2 separate regions of the Homo sapiens genome follow, and region 1 is linked to region 2. The links are chromatin loops, found by intact Hi-C in ENCODE. Cell type or tissue: dorsolateral prefrontal cortex. All regions are shown on one strand. Each heading gives the region's core, and the rest is flanking DNA. Links, peaks and the distances in the headings are about the cores only. Region 1 holds the start of LOC124902232 (a long non-coding RNA gene). Region 2 overlaps LOC107987011 (a long non-coding RNA gene).

Region 1 (10,409 bases), core at 1,355-9,354, 58 kb before region 2:
GGAAGAGACCCAGCTTCCATCTAGGCTCCTACAGCTCTTACAGCTGGGACCAAGTGAAATAAAAAGAAACAAGGGATAATTGTTGAGAGATTTTACGTACTTTGAGATTTTTCTCTCTGTGGCAAAGGAGGTATATTTAATGTTTCTGTGGACTGATAAAAATAGGAGAGGATAGGCAATGATAACTTAATAGGGTGGTGGCAAATTGGGGTGTTGCGGTTACAATCATAGTCCATTGCTCTTGGATGTTCATTATGTAGTCTTTGGCTTGTTAGCCACATGGTTAATATGAGAGAACGTGACTTTTTAGCTAAGTGTAGACAGTGTACGGCAGCATGAAAGAGACATTCATAAAGACCTTGGGTGTGTGGACCTCCCATCTCGATGATCCCATGTGGGACCGAGTGGCAACAGTGGAAAGGACTAAGAAACAGTGTTGCCAAGATACTACTAGGGCTATCCTGGTAATTCATGATTTTGTCACTTTAGAGTGACAGCTGTGCCCCTGGTGGGCCTGGTCTTTGAGCCCATTGGAATAACTGGAGAGGAACAGAAAGGTTGGCCTCCAGAGGGTGCACTAGGCACTGCCGCTGGTGGAGATCAAGTCAAGGTCCTGCTTGGATTACTGTTCTCCCTGATGGAAGCAGGTTGAGAAGTTCTGGTGCCTGAGTACCAGGCGCTACTTAGATCTTCCTCCTCGTGCATAATCTCTTTTGGGAATCCCAGTCCGGGATTTCGTCTCATCTCCCATGCAGCCACTATTTGGCCTCCAAAGGCCAGTGGGACTGAAGAGTGGCACAGGCGGGTGCATGGGCAAGAGTGGCACAGGCGGATGCATGGGCGGTTGCCTTCGTTGCAGCCTAAGCTTGAGGGAGTGGCTTGCCTTCTCTGGCCCAGAGTTAGGGTGTAGCTTGAAGAAAGGGTACTCTAGAGGCCAGTTAACCACTTTCTGGCCAAAGATTCAAGCCAGGGACCAAATGGAATTCCAGACTGACATCAGTCAGCCCAAATGACTAGGCCACTTGATTAGGATTTGGAACCATGAAAAGTAATGAAGACAGTGGGCATCTTCCTGCCTTTGGTCACCCTGCTACAGGGCCACAGCAAGCAGCTACACGAGATCCAGAGGTTTCCAACCTGGCTTCTTACGGACAAAACTATTCAGGATCATCCGTATACAGATGAGGTCAGATGGCTTAGAAGTGGCAGAACCGGGATTGAAACTTTGCTCCAACTCTTCTTTGCAATGCACCAGTGGTCTGAGAGTCAGGAGGGATACCCAGGAAAGCTCTCCCTTTGGGTCTTGATTTCTGCATCTGAAAAATGCCTGACTTACACCAGGCCTTCTTCAAATTTGACATTTAGTGATTTGTTACGGTATCACGGCTCCTAATATTTGATTGAGGGTCTTGGCATTTTGATCTTCCTTTAAACAAATGCAGTCAAATCAGGAATTCAAGTCTGTAGCCAATGAACTTTCCGCCCCCGTTATGAGAAACTATCCCCAGAATCCCAAAGAAATCAAGGTCCAGGACTCACCCCAGGGGAGGATTCTGCATACACATAACTTACTTTGCCTTAAAAATACAAAACCTTGTGACGTCCTTCCCTCCCTCCACCTCACCCCCTTAAAGTCAATGACTTTCAACATCTTTCCCTTTCCAAGTCCTCGCAGAATTTTAGGCAAATTAAAGCAGGAACATTTGATCTTCTTCCCAGATGTTTTGATCACAGAAGGGCCACATATGTGCACACATTCCTGGATATTTTTAGATCTTTACAGGATCCAATGCTCTAACTGCTTTTTCACTCTGCGCTTTGTGACCACTGCTGGAGACACTCTGCCAAGGCAGCAGAGGCAGAGGCTGGTGGAAGAGGCTGGCACGGGGGAGGCTTCCAAAGCAGCCCCACTCAGTGATGCTCAGGGAGATAGCTGCCTGGAGCCATTCTTGGAGCCTGCAAAACTTTAGGCCCTGGAGCCTCTCTAGCCACCAAGAGGAAACAAACCACCACCATTTAAAAAATATGGGTTACACACATACTTTCTGGGAGAATTCTGTTTGCCAGTTCTTTAAACACACACACAAAGGCCTCAGTAGAGAGGTAGCAAGGCACAGTAGAGAAAATATTGAACAAAAAGTCAGCAGATGTGCCTCTGGCTGGCTACGTGATAAGTTACCTTTCTCTACTAGGCCTCAGTTTTTCCATGCAAAATGGGATGCATCATACTTGTAGCACAGGGATCTGAAAACTATGCCTGCCAACTGGCTGCCTGTTCTTGTGACTAACGTTGTATTGGGACACAGCCTTGCTCATTTGTTTATGTATCGCCTGTGGCTGAGCTGCAAGGGCAAAGTTGACTAGTTGCAACAGAAACCATGCAGCCAACAAATCTAAAAAAATCCTGGCCAATTAAGAAAAAATTTCCTGGCCCGTGATGTGGCAGATGTGGTACCTGATATGCCAAAAGAGCCCTACTCCCAGAGACTGGCCCTCCTTTCTCTTGGGGGAGGGGAGGTAGAAGTCGATGTGGGAAAATCCTAAAATGGGTTTCTTACTGATTCCCAGAGGTCTCCAATAGTGTTGCACCCACAACAGTACATTGGCACCCCCACGCTCTCAGCTTTCCCTATCTTCTCTGTTTCCTCTACCAGTGCTTCCTGGAGTCTCTTCCTCCACAAAGCCTCTTGCATTCAAATTTTTGACTCAGGATCTGCTTCTAGGGGTTCCCAGACTAAGACAGGATGTAACTCTGGTGCACTTTCTTCTTCTCCCTTGGCTGGTTCCCACTGGCACGAAGCTGCCCATTGACTTCTGGGCTTAGGTGAAATGCCAGAACACCTAAGGGATGTGTGTCCCTGAATGGCCACCATGGTGCTGGACAACACGCCCCAGAAGTGGAGGGGACATTGCTCTCCATGAAGTCAATCTTGATCATGGGAGGGAAGCTGTCAGACAAGCATCCTCTGCTTTTTCCCTCCTTGGGCTTCTGGGAAGTGTGCTTTCTCTTTGTAAGCCTTCCAGGGAATTCTGGGCACTGAGCAAGCACTTCTGTCAAGAGACCTACTGTGTCTCTTTGGCAATTTTTTTTGTGTAGTGGAAACTTGCACAATAACCTCCAAATCTTCCTGTCTTCCTTCCTAATTTTTTCCTCACCCTGAGAACCCTAGGTTTGCACCTCTCAAATAAAGTCCCAGCATTGTAATTCTTGCCTTAGGCTCTTATTACTAGAGGACCTGGGCTAAGGCATGGCCTTGGTTTAGATATCTCTAAAGACTCTTTCTGCTGTGACATAATAGACTGGTACAAAATTCCATACTTCCAATACCTAAGGATAAAAAAATTTATGTATATATACTGTACTGGAAATAAAACACCATTTAATTCCTGCAGAGATTAGTTTCTGAGGTATGCCAGGGGTCTTGCTTGTTATAATTCCAATTGGACCAAGAGAGAAAGTTATAATAATTATTAATAATGTTTATTATGTTTTATATGCTAGGCCTTGGGTTAAGTACTTTAAAGGCATTTAGTGTTTGATCTTCACTCTAACCTTACTGGGTTCTTTTATCCTCATTTTACACAAGAGGAAGATGAAGTTCAGCGAGGATAAGCCACTTATCCTAAATTGCACAGTAAATGGCCAAGCCAGAAAATGAAACTAGGTCTGATGGATTCCAAAGACCATGTTCATAATTTTCAAAACTCTGTCTTTGAATATATGTTTTACCAATGAAAATATATGAATGGCAAATAAGCACAGGAAAAGATGCTCAACATCCTCAGTCACTAGGAAAATACAAATTAAAATCATGGTAAGATACCACTACATACCCACTAAAATGGCTAGAATTAAAAAGACTGACCAAACCTAGTGCTGGTGAAGATATAGAGGAACCGGAACTCTTGTACACTGCTGATGGGAGTGTAAAATGGTACAATGATTTTGGAAAACAGTGGTAGTTTCTTAAAAAGTTAAACATAAATTGATCATATGACCCAGCCATTCAACTACCAGGTATTTAACCAAAGAAAAATAAAAACATATGTCTACACAAAGATTTGTATGCAAATGTTCATGACAACTTTATTTGTAATAGCCAAAAACTAGAAACCCTCCAAATGTTCATGGGCAGCAGGTGGAGGAACAAATTGTGGTACACCCGTCTTCTTTTGATGACCCAATTGATTTCACATCACCTTCTGTACTTTCTCCAGTTCCCCAAGTATCTTCTGCCATTGAGGCCAGATCTGCCCATCTATACACTATCAGGAGAAACTGGAGGCTTCTATTTTTCATGTTCACCCTGTTGAGAGAACCCACAGTCTGGTGGGAGAGACAGATACACAAGTCAGCCATCCCAGCAGCTGTCTTGTGTGATGTTCTATGAAAGAGAGGCTGTGTGCTACCCCAGGAACAAGGAAGATGCAGGATAGCAATGAAAGAAGGCTTCTCAAATATGCCACAGCTGGATGCAGAACAGGGAATGGGGAGTGAGTATCTGTCAGACAGAAGTGGAAGGAGAGCATTCCAGACAGGGTATGGAATCTCCTTCCTCAAGGGCAAGGACTTTGGAGTATCTGGGATGTTGATGGTCTGGTGTGACCAAAACTCAGTGGGAGATGAGGCTGAAGGGTAAGCCAGGGCTTGATCATGGAAGGAAGTCTTAGTGTGTGTGCCGAAGGGTATGGGCTCAAATTTGAGGGCACTAAACAGGCACGGAAGGTTCCAAGCCTGGAACTCACAGCTGCAGCTCACTCTGGTGGGTTTATTCATGGGGCCCTGCTCAAATCTTCCCTAGCAAAGCTGCTTTCTCTCTAGATCGGGGTTTCTCAACAGCAACACTATCATTTGAGGCTGGATTATTCTTTGTTGGGGGTGGGGGCTGTTCTGTGCATCAGAGGCTGTTCAGCAACAGCATCCTTAGCCTCTATTCACTAGATTCTGGTAGCACTTCCCCAGTTTCCACAACCAACAACGTCTTCAAACATTACCAGAAGTCCCCTGGGTGGCAAAATAGCTCCTGATTGAGAATCCCTGATTTGTTTTTCTTTTTTGTGAATATGTACACAGATGACTCCTCCTGTATTTGTCCTCTTCCCTCTCCCCAAGGCCTGGCAATGTCCTGCTTCCAGCCTTTCCATGAGGGACACTGGATGCTGCCATTGGCTCCCTGCATTGCCTTATTTCAGCACCTGTGGCTCATGCTCGTGGAGCTGGGGCTGGTTGTGGGGAAGCAGCTGCCAATAGCTCTGTCTACCTCTGGATCGGGTCAGTAAGGCACCTCATCTCCTGCAGGGCACACCATGTAGTGTCCAGGAGCTTCCCGGTTGGATTCCCACCCCAAGGTCAGCTGGGAACAGAACTGTCCAAGCCTGTTGGCCCTGTACCCTCTGTCCGTCAGTCTCACTGTCTGCTACGCTGCAGTCTGGAGGGAAGCATCAGCTCAGGAAGCCTGCCAGGGAGAGGGCAGCAGGCCGGGGACAGAGGGCAGGTGGTGGTAGCTGGAGACCATGTGACTCCTGGAGGCTGTGTGTGTCACAGGGCAGAGCTGGCCACTGGCTCTTCCCTTGGCTCAGCCTGAGAAGCCTTCACATGACATCTCTGTGGGAGCCTTCATGTTGTGGGCAGAGGAGAGGGAGGTGGGAGGGAAGAGGGAAGTGTTTTTAGGATCCAAGCTAGAAATACAAAATACATTTGTGAATCACAAGCTGATCCTCATCACATGACCACAATAGCTTTGCCAATGCAGAAATCAGGCTTCGGACACACATACGAAAAAATCTATCCTGCCCCTGCTATGTCTGGGCTGTGGTGGCCAAGAGAGTAAGAGAGTAAGAAAGTGGGGCACTGGAATTGGAGCAGGAGGCCAGGGAGCCAGCTATGCAGCCGGTCTCCATGTCCCAAAGCGTCACCAAAACCAGAACACAAAACCAGCCCCCATTCCAGCATTTTCTACATGCTTATTCATATGGTAATCTCATAACAGCCACATTTCCCAGTGGAAAACCGAGGCCCAGAGTGATTCCTCCATGTTCCATTTTCTTCCTTCCTTAGAGTTTCCAGGGTTCAATCTATATATATAATATTTTATTTTATTAATAAATATTAATAAAATTAATATATAATATATATAATAAAATTTATTAATAAAATTAATATATAATATAATATATAAAATATAATAACAATTGATATATATATAATATAAAATTTATATATATATAAATTTTTTTTTTACTTGTGCCATCAGCTCACTCTATCTCTCTGTGTCCCCAAACTGCATAGGGCAGGTCCTTCCTGCTGAAGGGATGTGGCGAGGATCCTGAAATTATCCCCACTCCATAAGAGAGAACTCCAGGCAGGCTGGGGCTCAAAGTCCCAAGTCTAAGAGGTTAGAAGTGCATGGGACTCTGAGTCAGGCTAGTCTAAACGGCTGCCAGGGTAAGAATGGGCCTGGCAAGCCTCTGAAAGCCCTGGAGCCTCCTTCCCCTCAGCAATGAGAGGAAAACCCCGAGGGTTCCACCAGCAGCCCCACCTCACCACCCACAGCGGGCCAAGAGCTTTATTTAGCTGAACTGAAATCTCACAGACCTGGAACATGACTCCTAAGCTGGTGTCCTTGCTGCCTAAGAGGACAAAAGCTCGTGAGTGGGCTTGGCCCCTCTGGGAAGACAGCCACCTGCCTCGTGCTTGCTGATTGTCTCACCTCGAGGGCTCTTACTTTTAAAATAACATTTAATATATTTAATCTCATTACTTAAGCAAGATCTATTCAGTGTAGAATATTTGGGAAATCCAGAAAAGTATCAACAAGGAAATTAAGTTTACCATAATCTTACCAATTAGAGACAAGCACTGTTAGAGTATTAATAGTTTTCTCCTTGATTCTTGAGTCATGGATATGTGTATAGTTCCAAAAAGCAAAACCAGAATTATGTTTTATATACATTTAAAAAGATAATGAGTTCTAACATACTATAGTAAAAGGCACAGTTCTCAAGTGTGCAGCTCAGTACATTTTCAATTTGTTACACCCTTGAGAACGTCACTCAGATCACAATATAGAGCATTGCCAGACCCCAGAGAGCCCACCCTGCCCTTCCTCAGTCAATAGCTACACGCCACCTCCAAGAAGTCATCAGTCTTGTGACTTCCATTGTTGTAGATTACATCTGCCTATTCCCGAGCATTGCACACATGGATTCATACACTATGTCCTTTTGTGTCTGGCTTCACTCACCCAATCTGTAGCATCTGCCACAAGCCTGGCCTCGAAAAAGCATGCCACATTGGCACGTTAAATGTATATGAGGTGCATGCTGAGGATTGAATGAATGAGTGAGTGAATGAATGAATGAGAGAATAGGCTTTAGCTGAGGTGTGGTCTCCCAACAGGATCCTGTGTTTTTAGTAACTATAATACCTGGTAGGCCACGGGGAAAGGGAGAGCAGGCAGGTGGCTGGTGGAATAGTCTGGGTGAGAAGAGGCGGCAACCCGAACTAGAAGGACGGTGGTGGGGACAGTGAGGAGGGAGCAGGTTGTACATGCCTGTCCCATCTGCCTGGCACTCATGAGCCCCATGAGAAGCAGGACAGATGTATTTTTAGAAATCCCCTCATACAGAGTAGCCACTCGACACTGTGTGGCTGCCTCACTGCCACAGAGTCCCAGGGACCAATGCCGAGCCCCCACAGGGGTCAAGCTTCTGGGCTGTGAGCTCACAACCCCCTACCGCCCTGCTGAGCAGGCAAGAATCATGCTCAGGTGATGAACAAGCACAAGGCAAGAGGACCCAGATGACCCTGGAGAGCATCCCACTGGAAAACGCAAGCACGTGGCTCATGGAGAAATGGGTGCTGTTGCCCTGCACCCCCAAAAAGAGATTCTTACTCCCTAGGATCAGAGGCATGGCATGGCTCCAAGCCAGGGTAGCCCCTGTACAGTTTAAAGGTGCCAGGGTTGGAAAGGACCCCTCTTCTGCCCTCACCCCGCCCAGTGCTTGAGCTCCCTTTGACATTCTTTTCAACACGGGCTCAGCTTTCATGCCTCCTTTTCCCTTTACTCCATAATCAGCACCCTAGACTTAGCCACCACTATCTCTCGCCTGCTCTGTCTTGCCACCTTCTTTCTCCGTCTGCTCCTGCTCCCTCTTATCCTCTTATCTGTCTCACCCTGCAGCCGGGAGTCGTTGCTCGCCATAGATGTAGCTTGTGACAAAGTGGCTGGACCCTGCCAGAGAAGGAGCAATGTTATTGGAGAGGGACGGAGCCAGAGCAGCAGGAGAGAGCCGCTGGGCCATGCCGGTGGGAGGAGGAGCCACGGAAAGGACAGTGCCCCGGGAGCCACCAGCAGCAAGGGTAAGATGTTTAATGGAGGGACAGGGCAGGCAGTGCTTGGATGGCACAGGTAGGTCTGGTACCAGGCAGGATTTTATTGTTTGATGAAGATTCATTGCCCTTGATTCTTCTCCTTGGGCTTGTACTTAATGATGGTGAGAGATGAGGAGGATGAAGGGGAGGTGCATACTCTTTTTCCTGAATGACAAAGCTGGGAGCTGGCGATGGCTTTGGGAATATGGGAAGTCAGTTTTCAGAAAGCTATTGGAGTAAAAGATTGTCATGTTATAAACTTCTAAACCACAGATGAACAGGCTTGAACAAACTGTTAGAACACCTAGTGTTGATTATTGAGAGTGTTTCTGCAGTGTGTGACTTGGCATGGTTCATTCGTGCTGTCCCTGAGAACAGTGACATTTCAGATTAGCAGTATTTTGGGGTTCCACTTGAAAAGAGCCCACCCCTCAGCTGACTGGTGCTGTCCTCTGCTGGGTGATTTAATGGTCAGGCATGCTTGGTGGAGAGGAAGCAGCATCACGGCAAGGCACCTGTACCCATCTGCCAGTTTGGATGAAGTGCCAAATCACAGGGTCAGTAATGCTTCTTGGCCAGAAAACATGAGCTGAGCAGCTGTCCCTGCCTGCTATCCATGAGAGGTCCTCTTACCAATTCAGCCTCAGGGAGGGAGAGAGTCCCCTGTAGTCAGACGGGTATGTGAGTGTCACAGCTAGGGGCAGAGGGAGACCAGGGAACCTGCCCTTAGCCACTCACACAGATATGAATCCAGGAAGCTGAAAGGGAGCTCTTTCAGGCCAGGATGGAGGATACTCCCAGCATCCCCTATGGTCAGATGCATGGGTCCTTGGAGCACTCAGGGACCAGCCTAGGAGAAGAGATGGGAGCTGAACGTGTTATAGTTAAATAATTCCTAGATTGCAGAACATCTCCCAGCTTCATTTTTCTGTTTTGTAAAATGAATATAAATGAGATGAAGGATGCAAAATGCCCATAAACTGAATGGCATTATTTGAGTCTAAGTCATTATTTGCCCTGAAATTTTTGCATTTAACATTTTTGTCAACAATTTGGAGGCAGATACTGGATGCAGGCTTATCAAACATGTACAGAAAATAAAGCTGGGAGGGCTAGCTGAAACACAGCTATAGAGGACTCCAGATTGCAGAATCTGAAAGCTCAACTCTCCCCTGGCTTCCTTCCCCTGGATGCCTTCTCTGTGTGACCCTCAGAAAGCACAGTGCCCCTAACAGAACTCCATTTTTTCGTGGTGTGGCTGCTGCTTCTCTGTAGTGGGCAGAGAGGCCAGGGATACTCCTAAACACCCTACCATGCTCAGGGTTTCTCTGTCTCAGCAGTATTGACGTTGTGGACCAGATCATGGTGTTGTGGGAGCTGTCCACACGGTAGTATGGTAGGATGTTTAGCAGCATTCCTGGCCTCTGCGCTATAGATGTTAGTAGCACTGCTGCTCCTCTCTTTGTGACAAACAAGTGTCCCTGGGGTACAAAACTGTCCCTGGTTAAAACCTCTGCTCTAGATTCATCCTTTGCACTTCCCTGCCTGCATGGTAGCTCCTCTGGTCACGTCAAAGTTCTCATAGTTCCTTAAATAAACAAAACTTTTCCACATCTTTCCCAGAACTTTGCATGCACAGATCCCTTCCCACTCCTGCCTTTGCCACTTCATAAAATCCTGTGTATCCTTGAAAACTCATCCGAAGCATCCCTTCCTTGCAGACGCCACCCCAGATGCTCCCGGACAGCTAGTGCACTCACAGCAAAGTTCTCCTGGAGCCCTGAGTGCATGGATTTAATTTTTCTTTTTGCTTGTGATGGTCTCTCCCACTGGACTATAAGCTTCTTGAGGGTAAGTCCTGGATCTTTCTCACCTTTGCTCCCCAGTGCCTGGGAAGTATGGCCTAGCACAGAGTGGGTGCTTAGTGAATCCACCTTGAGTAACATTGTTTAATGGATCACTACTGGCTGGTCACGGGACATACAATGCTGTAGGCAAAAAGCATATTTTCTGGATCTTAATCATGTAAAGGGTC
Region 2 (10,409 bases), core at 1,701-9,700:
AATTCAAATGTGAGGCAGGGCTGTGAGCCACTGATGTAATGGGTGGGTGGCTTGTTAGCTAAATGGAGCCAAGATGGCTTTGGAGAATTCAGGAGTTGTGCAACACCCTTTGGATGGCAAATGCCAGGTATTTAATTCAGCTACATTAGCTTGGTTATTTGCAGAGGGATTTATTAGGAGACCAATTTCACCAAGATAGAGTGGAATCTCAAGGACAAATCTCAAGGAGTTTTCTACTCCAGTAGTAGAAAACCACTTGATTTTGCCTGCCCCATATCCACAGCCCTCATCCCATGTTCTCTCTTTGTAGCCACTTCATTCGTTCCTCACACTGTTTCTTCCACAGTACAAGGTACCTGCTCACCAAAGACCCCAGAGATCTCCACTGTTGAAGATCTGAGACTTCTTCTTCATCTCATTCTTGGCCAGGTACCTACTCCAGGCCAATCAGTTTGGTCACATGTGACTAACATTGTGACAGCCCCACTCAAACTACAAGGCTAGAGTGAGGGAAGGGATCGTTTTACAGAAAGGGGATGCTGTTCTACCAAGACAAACAATAGAACCCCCATGGGATAGCCATTGATAGAGTTGGATGTTTGTTCCCTCCAAATCTCTTGTTGAAATGTAATCCCCATTGTTGGAGGTGGGGCCTGGTGAGAGGTATTTTCGTGAAGACAGTGGATCCTTCATGAATGTCTTGGTGCTGTCCTCACAATAATGAGTGAGTTCTCGCTCTGAATTCATGCAAGATCTAGTTGTTTAAAAGACTGTGGCACCTTTCCCTCTGTCTCTTGCTCCCACTCTCGCCATCTGATATGCCTTCTCCTCCTTCACCTTCTGCCATGATTGGGAATTTCCGGAAGCCCTCACCAGAAGCAGATGCGGGTGCCATGCCGCCTGTACAGCCCGCATAGCTATGAGCCCCAATAAACCACTTTTCCTTATAAATTACCCAGTCTCTGGTATTCTTTTATAGCAATGCAAGAATGGCCTAATGCAGCCACCATCTGTGGCCCTCACCTAGGTATATCAGCAGCTGGACCACTCTGCAGAAATGCTTCAATAGTTGCCTCGACCAAGGAGAGTTAAAGTCCTGCTGGTCTGAAACCTCATACCACCAAGGAATAAAAATCTACATCTTTGAAAGCAGCACAGTTTTGGCCCAATCATTTCATGAATGCTGGGCAGCTGGACCAGAAAGGCAGAGGAGCTAGGTGCGGAGGCAGCTGGACACCATGTCTGCCCTCCAGTCTGCCAAAGACTCACAGAGCCTTGGATTTGAAATGGAACTCTACGTTAGTCAAAAGATCTTTAAGTTGCAGGTGACAGAAACCCAACTCAGACTGATGTACCTGCATAAGAAAAGGAATCTATTGGCTCACAAGACTGTAAAATTCAAAGTATTTGCTTTCGGGGTGGCTGTGTTCAGAGCCCAGACAATGTCCCACAGGCTCAGTTTTATCCTTTGCCTCTCTCAGTTCTACTTGCTCCTGTGTGGGCTCTGTTCTCAGGTGAGTTCTCTCTTTTCAAAGACAAGATGGTCACCAGCTTCAGATACCCCTGCAGGAAGTCAGCATCTTTTTTTTTTTCCAATGGAATTATCAAAACTCCAGAGTTTCATGCCATTGAAATAACATGGGTCCCACACCTGAATCTATACCTGTGGCCAGGAGGTGATATTGCACAAACTGAGAGTAGGGGAAGGAAAATTGTAGTGTGGATGGGGAATGGGCAGAATGGTATGACAGATGTCCTTTAAAGATGCCAAAGTCATCTAGTGTGACAGGCCCCAACCCACATGCCAAAATGTATTCCGTGATGCCTTCCCCAACCAACAGCCTGACAACGGTTTAGCAGTTCCTTCTGCCCACCTCTGATTTTGTATAGACAAAATACGCAAAAGTCACTCCTAGTGTGAACCTGCTCAGACAGAGTATGACTCTGTTATCTTGGTACCCTTACAACCTAGCATGGAACTTTGACAGAGAAAATTATTAGAGTTATGTTGAACCACAGGACTTCCAAGAACCACCAAGTTAAGTAGGAAAGGGATCACAGAGGCTGGTAGGATGAGCTCTGAAGCTGGGCCAGATCTCTGGTGTCAAGTTTCAGATCTGCTCCTGAGTCACTGTGACCCTCAGACAAACAACTTCTCAGATCTTGGCTTTGTCCACACGATCTTCCCCAACTACCTGTCAGGATTACTCAGAGGTTTGTATTAAAAGACAAGTGAAGCAAGTTATTAAAAGCAAGTTATAATTGTCAAGTAATAGCATTATGTTTCTCACTGATAGAATAACCAAGAGCTATGTTCAGAAAAAATAGCCTTATGAAAAACAGTTTAAAGGTGGAAAAGACATGCGATGGTGGGACAGCCGTGCAGCATGGAAACAAAGTCTGGGGAAGAATGGTTTTAATATCAAATGTGTGCTCTGAAGAAAACAGTAGAGTGGGGGATGTAGGAGAGTAGAAGCATAAGCTAGAAATCCACGGAGCAAAACCAAAGAAGACGGCCATGTTGGAGGGGAACCCCCAGCACAGTTGGCTGCTGAGCTATTACCTAGAGGAGCCTCTGGGTGTGGTCCTTCTGGGCCTGGCCAAGAAGGGAAGGTCTTGGCCATTCTTACCCCTTTCTCATCTGCACAACGAGGGCCCAGAAGAGCCTTGCAGACGGATCATGACCAGATCCAATTTTGTCTGCTGACACCAAGCTGCTCCCTTCCCTGACACTGAAGGCCGTCTGGCTTTCCTCACTGTCATCTTGGGCTGTAAGTAACCCTCTTAAATCACCATTGGACAGAGAAAAGCTAGCAGCCTGCTTTGCAGCTCTCCTTCCATCCAAGCCATTAGTATGTTTAACAGCTCTGGCCCCATGCTGATTTCTGACATGCGGTAATTAATTCCTTTCCACTCAGAGATGTAGCCATTCACAGGTCTTGATTCAAAAATGTTCCTGTTCTGTTCTGTTTGAAAAATACTTAAAATGCTGAGTAGAAAAACCATTTGGCTTTTTGTGAAGGCCCACTAGTCTCTATCCCACCCTTATATGAAACTAAATTCCAGATGTATTAATAATTTAAATATACAATATGAAACCATTTAAATACTCTAAGGGGAAAATTTAAACAACATTTATATAATGTTATTATGGGAAAGGTCTTCCCAAGCATGTCATCAAAGGCAGAAACCGTAAAAATCAAAGTTTATGAATGTATTCATATCGAAAATGTAAACCTCTGTATGGCCTAAATTGATAAAATATAATTGGATTAAATTAAAAGGAAATGAAAAATTTGGGATTCTGTTTACAATGTACAAGGGCTGCTACCTATAATGATAATCATGATGATGATAATAATACTGGTTAATATTTATTTCTATGTACCAGTGTTACTATATGAAGAATATTAACAATTTAAATCACAAAAGAAAAAAATCAATTGGTAAATAAACATGGAAGAGCATATTCTATTTTACTTATAACTGTAGAAAAGCTAATTAAAACAATAATAAAATGCTACTTATGAAATTAGCCAGGGCAATAAAAACATTAATACCCAAATGTTGGTTAGAGTGCAGGGAAATAGCCCTGTTCACACATGGCTGTTGGGAGTCTAAATTAGTACAAACTTTCTGGGGGGGAAATTTGTCAAAAGCAGAAGTATGAATTCATTTCCACATTTAGGAATTTATTTTGGAGAAATAATTAAGGATGTACACAAAGATATAGCTATAAGATGCTATTTTAATAGTGAAGATTGGAATTAATTCAAATGTTTAACAATAGATTTGTAAGGAAGTTGTCATATATCCATATAGAAACATAGTGTGCAAACATTAAGAATTAAGTTGTAGCTGTATATTTATTAACATGGAAAAGGGTTCATAATCTATTGTTAATAAATAAAGACAGACTAAAATGTATGCTCAGCATATAAAATCTCATGTTTTGCAAAATTTCACAGAAAAAATGCCTGGAGAAAACATCCCAAATATTAACAAACATTAGCAAAAAGTTATCTCCTGTTGGTAAAATTAGAAGAGATTTCAATTTGCTTTTGTTTACAGGTATTTTCTATTTTTTCTATAAGGAATGAATATTACCATGTAATAGCCCTTACAGAAATGATTACTCATGATTCATGTAAGGATTAAATAATGTAATAGAAAGTGGTTTAAGGATGCCCCTTGAATGGTAACTGTCATTTCCAAAGAGAGCCCCAGGAAGGAGAAGATGATCAGAAATGTTGGAAAGGATGAACCTAAGAACAAGTGTAACTTGAATAAACTGACTGTATGCAAAGAAATTTGGGTTAGGGGATTCTGAAGAGTGAGCATGGATGGAAAATATGGCCATAGGCCCCCCCATTTGGAGAGTTTGATAGAGTAGAACAAGTTGAGAACATAAACAGAACCAAGAAAGACAGCAGGTCAAAAGTTGATGGTTTTTTCTTTTCTTTTGGAATATTATAAAGTTTTGAGAATGTTTTAAAGTGAAGAGAGTTTGTGCAAACTCATGCAGATGTCTGCAAATGATCAATTTAAACTACATGTTATTAAAACTTCTCCTGGATCCATAGTATGTGATATGTCCCCCAGATTGGCTCCCTGTGTTTCATCTGCAGCTTCTATGGATGATCCCTATCTCTCTGCAAGTTTACACAGCCATGGTAACTGTTAGCTACCCTGGGGCAGTGAGAAATGCAGCAGTCTTGGGCAGGATTCTCAAGCCCATACCTGGAGAAGTCAAGCTAGACATGATCTGAGGACCCTGGTCAATTGGAGGATGTCTTGTTCTTAGGCAAAATATCTTACAGCATTTGTACCATAAGGAGACTTGAAGATGACCAGGCTAACCGCTAGCCAGGGCTAGACTCCCCTCTTCAACTATTCTGTTACTCAGTTGTCTGGCCTTGTTCATGTACCTTCAGTGACAGGGAACTCACTACCCCAATGTGCTAAACACTTCATGTCTAGAATTTCTTTTTCAAATCCATTATAATTTTTTAATAGATTGCTATTCACTGAAGAGAACTTTTTTACTTTTTATGTTCCCTTTCACACATAGCTATTGTGAATATAATTTATTAATTGAGAAACTGCATTTGATAATTCCAGTCTCCAGAGACCCTGTACATCTGTTTCTGTTGTCTGTTGTTTTTGCTGACTCTCTTGCCTAATTTTCTTCTGTGCTTTGTTATCTTTTGTATTGACCAGAAATTGCATTAGAGAGATTACTACCAGCAGTAATTTGAGGCCCGTAATGAAAGTGAGTTCCTCTCCAAAGGATTTGGGTTTGCTTCTACCAGGGATCTTGTTAAAGTACAGATTCTGATACAATTGGTCTGGAGTGGTGCCCAAGAATTTATGTTGCAGATGAGCTCTCTGCTGATGCTGCTGTTGGGGATCTGTGGGCCACACTTTGAGTAGTAAGGGACTAGAAAAAAACTCAGAAGACTGGAACCAGGCTGTGATTCTATGAGGGCTATGCCATTTCTGGTTCTCTCTCATCCTGGGAGTGAAGTCTCTGGGATTCTAGCTTGTTGTGGGAAGGGTTTGCTGGGAGTTGCCTCTCTGCTGTGGGCCTAGGCTTTGATTTTATTTCTGTTCCCCTCATTTCTCAAGGCTGCCAGAAAAAATATTTCTGATTTTGAGAAATCGGCACATGTGTGCTCAGAGCAATAAACTTTCTGTGTTTGCTTACTTTGCTAAGTTTTCGTTTTCCCTTTATTTTTAATTTGGTATTTCTAATATTTCTTTTGTCATCTCTTCAATGGTTTTAAGAAGATTTTTTTTTAAAAATGTATATTTTCCATTGCTTCCAGCAGGAGGATTGATCTAAATAACCTACTTCACTGTTCCCAGAAAAAAGAAGATCTATGCTAAGCACTTCATACACATTAACTCATTTAAGATTCTCAAAATAATAATATTCAAAGAACCTTCTAGCATTCTCTCTTTCTTCTAGGTAAGTCTTCGCATACATCTATAATAATGATTATTTGTTTAGAGACATTTATAGGATTCGCTGCTGTCATTGATGCTTGTTCTTCCTTTAAGGCTCCACTCAGCCTCTGCCATTCTAAAGGTCTTTCCTTGATGTTCTGCCTTGGCTGGGTCCCTTCCTTTGACAGCCTTCTTGTGACCCAGAATTTCAGAATGGAGCAGCTAAAAGCAACCATAAAGTTTCCCTTCTCGTTCTACAAATGAAGCGTTGAAGCCCAGGGAAGAGAAACAACCTGCTCAGGGTCACACAAAGAATTATTGCTGCACCTGAGACTAGAACCCAGCTCCTCCTTACCCAGCCTGACAGCGTTTCCAGGTCACATGCGAATCCTTCGTTATGTTGAGCCAAGCTCGCTTATCTGCAACTTTCGTGCAGTAATTAATCAAGAAATGGCAAGATGTGTGTCTTCTAAATCCGGGAAAAACACCAAAAGAGCTTGGTACAATTTAATGTAATTTATATCTGCCTAGTTCTGAGGATAAAGGTCTCCATCCCCAAACAGCTGAAGGCGGGGGATGCAGTCAACAGACACTACTGAAGGAGGTAACAGTTCACAGGGTTTTATTTTAATTGTCCTCTTCAATTTAATTTCTATCTGTGAGACCTCTGAAATCGAAGGAGCCCCGAAACGCCATAGAATACACCCACTGTCCTCCTGGAAGTCTTCCAGTAAAAACAGCTTCTAATTAAATAAATTAGCTCTGCCATGTTAACTTCACATAGCAGAGTAAGACTTCCAGTGACAAGCTTGTTTGACTGTACTGTCAGTTTATTACTTGTTAAATAATCATTGAGTCTTGCTGTTCCTATCCATCTTACAACCTTTCACTAACTGAACATAGAAGAATTGTAAAATGAATAAACAAACAAACAAACAAACTAATCATCATAAGGAAAAATAATGGCAGTGCTTAGGGAAACATGTCTGAAACCCATTAAGAAAGGAAGCAAAATGACTAATTCAGGAAGTGGGTAGTAACTTATTCAGTTACAAGGTTACAACTCATTCAATATAATTTCTCAAACTCTTAAACTCCTGGCCCCAAACACTGCCCTGACCATGTGTCCTCTTGAGCCCCATCCAACCCCTGCAGACACACATACACATACACACACACACACACACACACACACACACACACAGCCCCACCCACCCTTGTCTCCTCAAAGGTTCCCAGGCATACTCCCGTGCCTCTGTCGTTGGAGCATGCTATTTCCTAGAATGCAACACTGTATGCTTTTTTCCACCTGTCAAAATGCTTTTCAGCCTTCAGGGCCCGACACCAGCTTCCCTGAAGATTTCTCAGGGATGAAGCTGCTACCCCTACTTGTGGGAATCCTCCTCCAGAAAGGCTAGGGAGATCCATCCTCTCTGGAAGGGACTCTGGCACCTGAAGTGTGACCAAAGAATCACATGGATCCCTACCACCATACTTACAAGTTTTTTAGTATCTGTCCCCTGCAATAATGGGACATGCTTATTATACTAAGAAGTTATTTATTGTTTTATCTGAAATTCAAATGTAACTGGGTATCCTGTATTTTACCTGGCAACCCTACTCAAGATGTTTGGCATTGCCTGTGGCAGTGGTTCACACAAGAGAATATTTGCAGGCTCCACTTACTGCCTTAGATGTTACTAGGGCTATGTGCAACTTACTAGACAAAGGTTCACTCACTACTTTGTTTTGTTCCACTTAATAATGCAAGAGAGTGTGAATTATAAGTCAACTTGAACCTCCTTGAATGTGTCTGTATATGACTCTTCAAACTTTTGTAGAAATAACAACAACAACAATAATAGCAATAGTAATACTACTACTGATATCTATATTGCCAGGTACTATGTCAACAGCTTCACAGATACTAACGCTTAGGCCTCATAACAACCTTGTCAGGTAGGTGCCATAATTATCTCTACAATACAGATGAAGAAAATGAGGCACTAGGCACTTTAATAATTTTCCCAGGGGACAGTAGGTGGCTCATGATTGGTGAGTAGCAGAGTTGGGATCTCCTCTGCTGCCTCCTTCATGGCCAATACTAATACGTTACTTGTAGCTTTTCATGGCTAATTGTAACATACCAGTGTTCTGTGACTTTGCAGTTGCAAACAACAGACTACAGGATCAATTCCAAAATTATTACTTTGGAGTCATGACTTTTAATGAGTTGATGCAGATTACTTTTACAGGTCAAACTCCTGATATTCCACATCTCCATGTTCCAGTCAAACTTCTCCATGTCCAGCATCTCATATGGTCTCTGGAAGAGATGAGTAGTTGCTCAAAACATTTGCCTTTCATACCTCCTGCTTTGTGCCATGCTCTGTGATGAATTTCAATGTTGTCCTCCTCTCAGCCATCATTTCTTCTCCAAAAGGAAAATTTCTACTTATCTTTAAGATCTAACACAGATGTCACCTGCCTTGTGAGGGCTCCCCTGCTTTTCCCGAGCTGTATGGGTTCTCCCTCTTTCTCTGCTCCTTCAGGACTTCAGTACTTAGATCATGGCCCAAACCCTGGTCTCTGGATTTTCTAATCAGCACTGTCTGCTGACTCCATTCTACCTCCAGTGATCTGCTTTTCCGGAACTGAGGTTCTCCATCTTGACCAAAAGATTTTGATTCACTAGACTCCAAATCAGCCATGGAGCTTTGTAATATACAAGTAATTGGTCCCCATGGCCCAAAATTCTGATTGAGCAAGTTGGATGTAAGAGCCAGACATTGATATTAAGGAAAGAAATCCACAAGTGGTTCTGAGCCACAGTTCAGAGCCACGGTTCTGAGTAGCAAGGGATATTCCAGATCAGCTTGCTGAAGTCGAGCTGTGTTCTTGGTACCTGGTAAGACACATTTCTCTCTACTGGCCATGCCCTTACATTCTGAGGGTGAGTATAACTGACAGTCTAAAAAATATTTTGGGGAGGCCAGGCACAGTGGCTCATGCCTGTAATCCCAGAACTTTGGGAAGCTGAGGCAGGAGCATCACTCGAGCTCAGGAGTTTGAGACCAGCCTGGGTAACATAGCAAGACCCAGTCTCTACAAAATAAATTTTTAAAAATTAACTGGGCATGGTGGTGTACACCTGTCGTCCCAGCTACTCAGGAGGCTGAGGCAGGAGGATTGCTGGAGCCCAGGAGTTCGAGGCTGCAGAGAACCATAATTGCTCCACTGCATTCCAGCCTGGGCAACAGAGAAGGACCTTGTCTCAAAAATAAATAAAAAGAGTTTTAGGGGGAGAATCCTTAAGGTCCCTTCCAAGTCCAACCTTCTGTTATCCTAATGAGATTTTCTGACATGAAATTCAATGTCACTTCCCCAAAGCAGTGCCACTAACTACAGTGAGAGCAAGGAAAGGTAAAGATGTTTGTTTCAGGTAACAGTAGAATTTGTTTAGAAGAGAAAGACTTCTGAATTGGTTAGTATTATCTCAGGTGGGGAAACTGAGGCTCAGAAAACTGTAGGAAGCTTCCCACGTTTCTGGTTTTTCTGCCGCAGCCCCACTTGTGTCTTCAAAAACCTTGTTCGCAGTCCCCCTGCCACCAGGTCCCCACTGGGGATATTTGGAAGTGAAGAGAAGGACCCCCAGTTTATATCAAAGCAAAGAAACCATACCCTGGCCATCCAACCAAAATTTAATTTTAAATGAAATCTAGCCTCATAGAAGACACCCCCCAACACACACAAAATATCACACAATTTAACAAAACTCCGAATCACTGTAAAGCAGCTGCATTTAAAAAAAAAATTAAAATTGAATTCTCAGGCATAATCCAGAGATAAAAGTCAAAAAAGCCAGTATGCAATGATTGAGTATGCACGACCACAACCCTTAATCTCTGCCATCCTCCGCAGTGTAAACAAATCTGCTGATTGTTGATGATATTGCTGAAAACATCACTAATCAAACCTTAAATACCAAATATATTTAAGCAAATAACACTCCAGTTACAGTCATTCTAGCTCATCATGAAGGAAATCCAAATCGGAGACCAGTTTGAAAATGGCCAGAGCTATACTGTAGCTTCGCATTAATTGACCAACATCCTAGAGGCAGTGCTTTCTCTTAAGTACAGAAGGCCTGAAATACAAAAGGAAATAAGGAAGAAGTCCAGGAGGCAAACGCTAATGCAATTTCAAACTGGAATTACATCAGCAGCTTTAAACAGATGGCAGAATGGGAATAAATGTGTTAGCTCCTTTCTCTTACTTAGGCTTTCATTGTTTATATCATTAAAAATAAGGAGAGTTTAAAATAACATATATCGTCATGTAGCACCTCACAGAGCTATGCAAAACTAGTTTGAAGAAAAGATTGAATTTGGTCATACTCCTGGATGTTTTGAAAACAACTGGGTGAATTTAATTAAGTAACCAGCTGGCTATTTACAAAA

What was found. Hi-C counts contacts between places; a loop is a spot of excess contacts. Peaks named below come from ENCODE experiments on the same cell type or tissue, not always from the same donor. Only the 100,000 strongest peaks of a DNase experiment are listed, where the experiment ranks them.
Region 1: a loop joins it to region 2, with 4 times the contacts of the local background. A loop is called at or near these places in 1 of 110 quality-filtered maps.

The regions. Positions count from the first base shown.
Region 1 is chr9:99,351,276-99,361,684 of GRCh38, forward strand. NAMA (non-protein coding RNA, associated with MAP kinase pathway and growth arrest) reads right to left here. Exons shown (of 6, transcript NR_102271.1): 6 at 4,065-4,327. It overlaps LOC124902232 (a long non-coding RNA gene), which reads left to right and starts at 8,057. Exons shown (of 3, transcript XR_007061692.1): 1 at 8,057-8,362; 2 at 10,096-10,225. In dorsolateral prefrontal cortex, for the core only: no CTCF peak of the experiment used is centred there; a DNase peak (open chromatin) is centred at 5,480; H3K27me3 peaks cover 1,185 bases.
Region 2 is chr9:99,409,150-99,419,558 of GRCh38, forward strand. The region is part of intron 2 of LOC107987011 (a long non-coding RNA gene); the gene reads right to left. Among named protein-coding and RNA genes, the nearest start is that of NAMA, 39 kb to the left of the region's middle. RefSeq lists an enhancer at 9,911-10,409. In dorsolateral prefrontal cortex, for the core only: no CTCF peak of the experiment used is centred there; no DNase peak of the experiment used is centred there.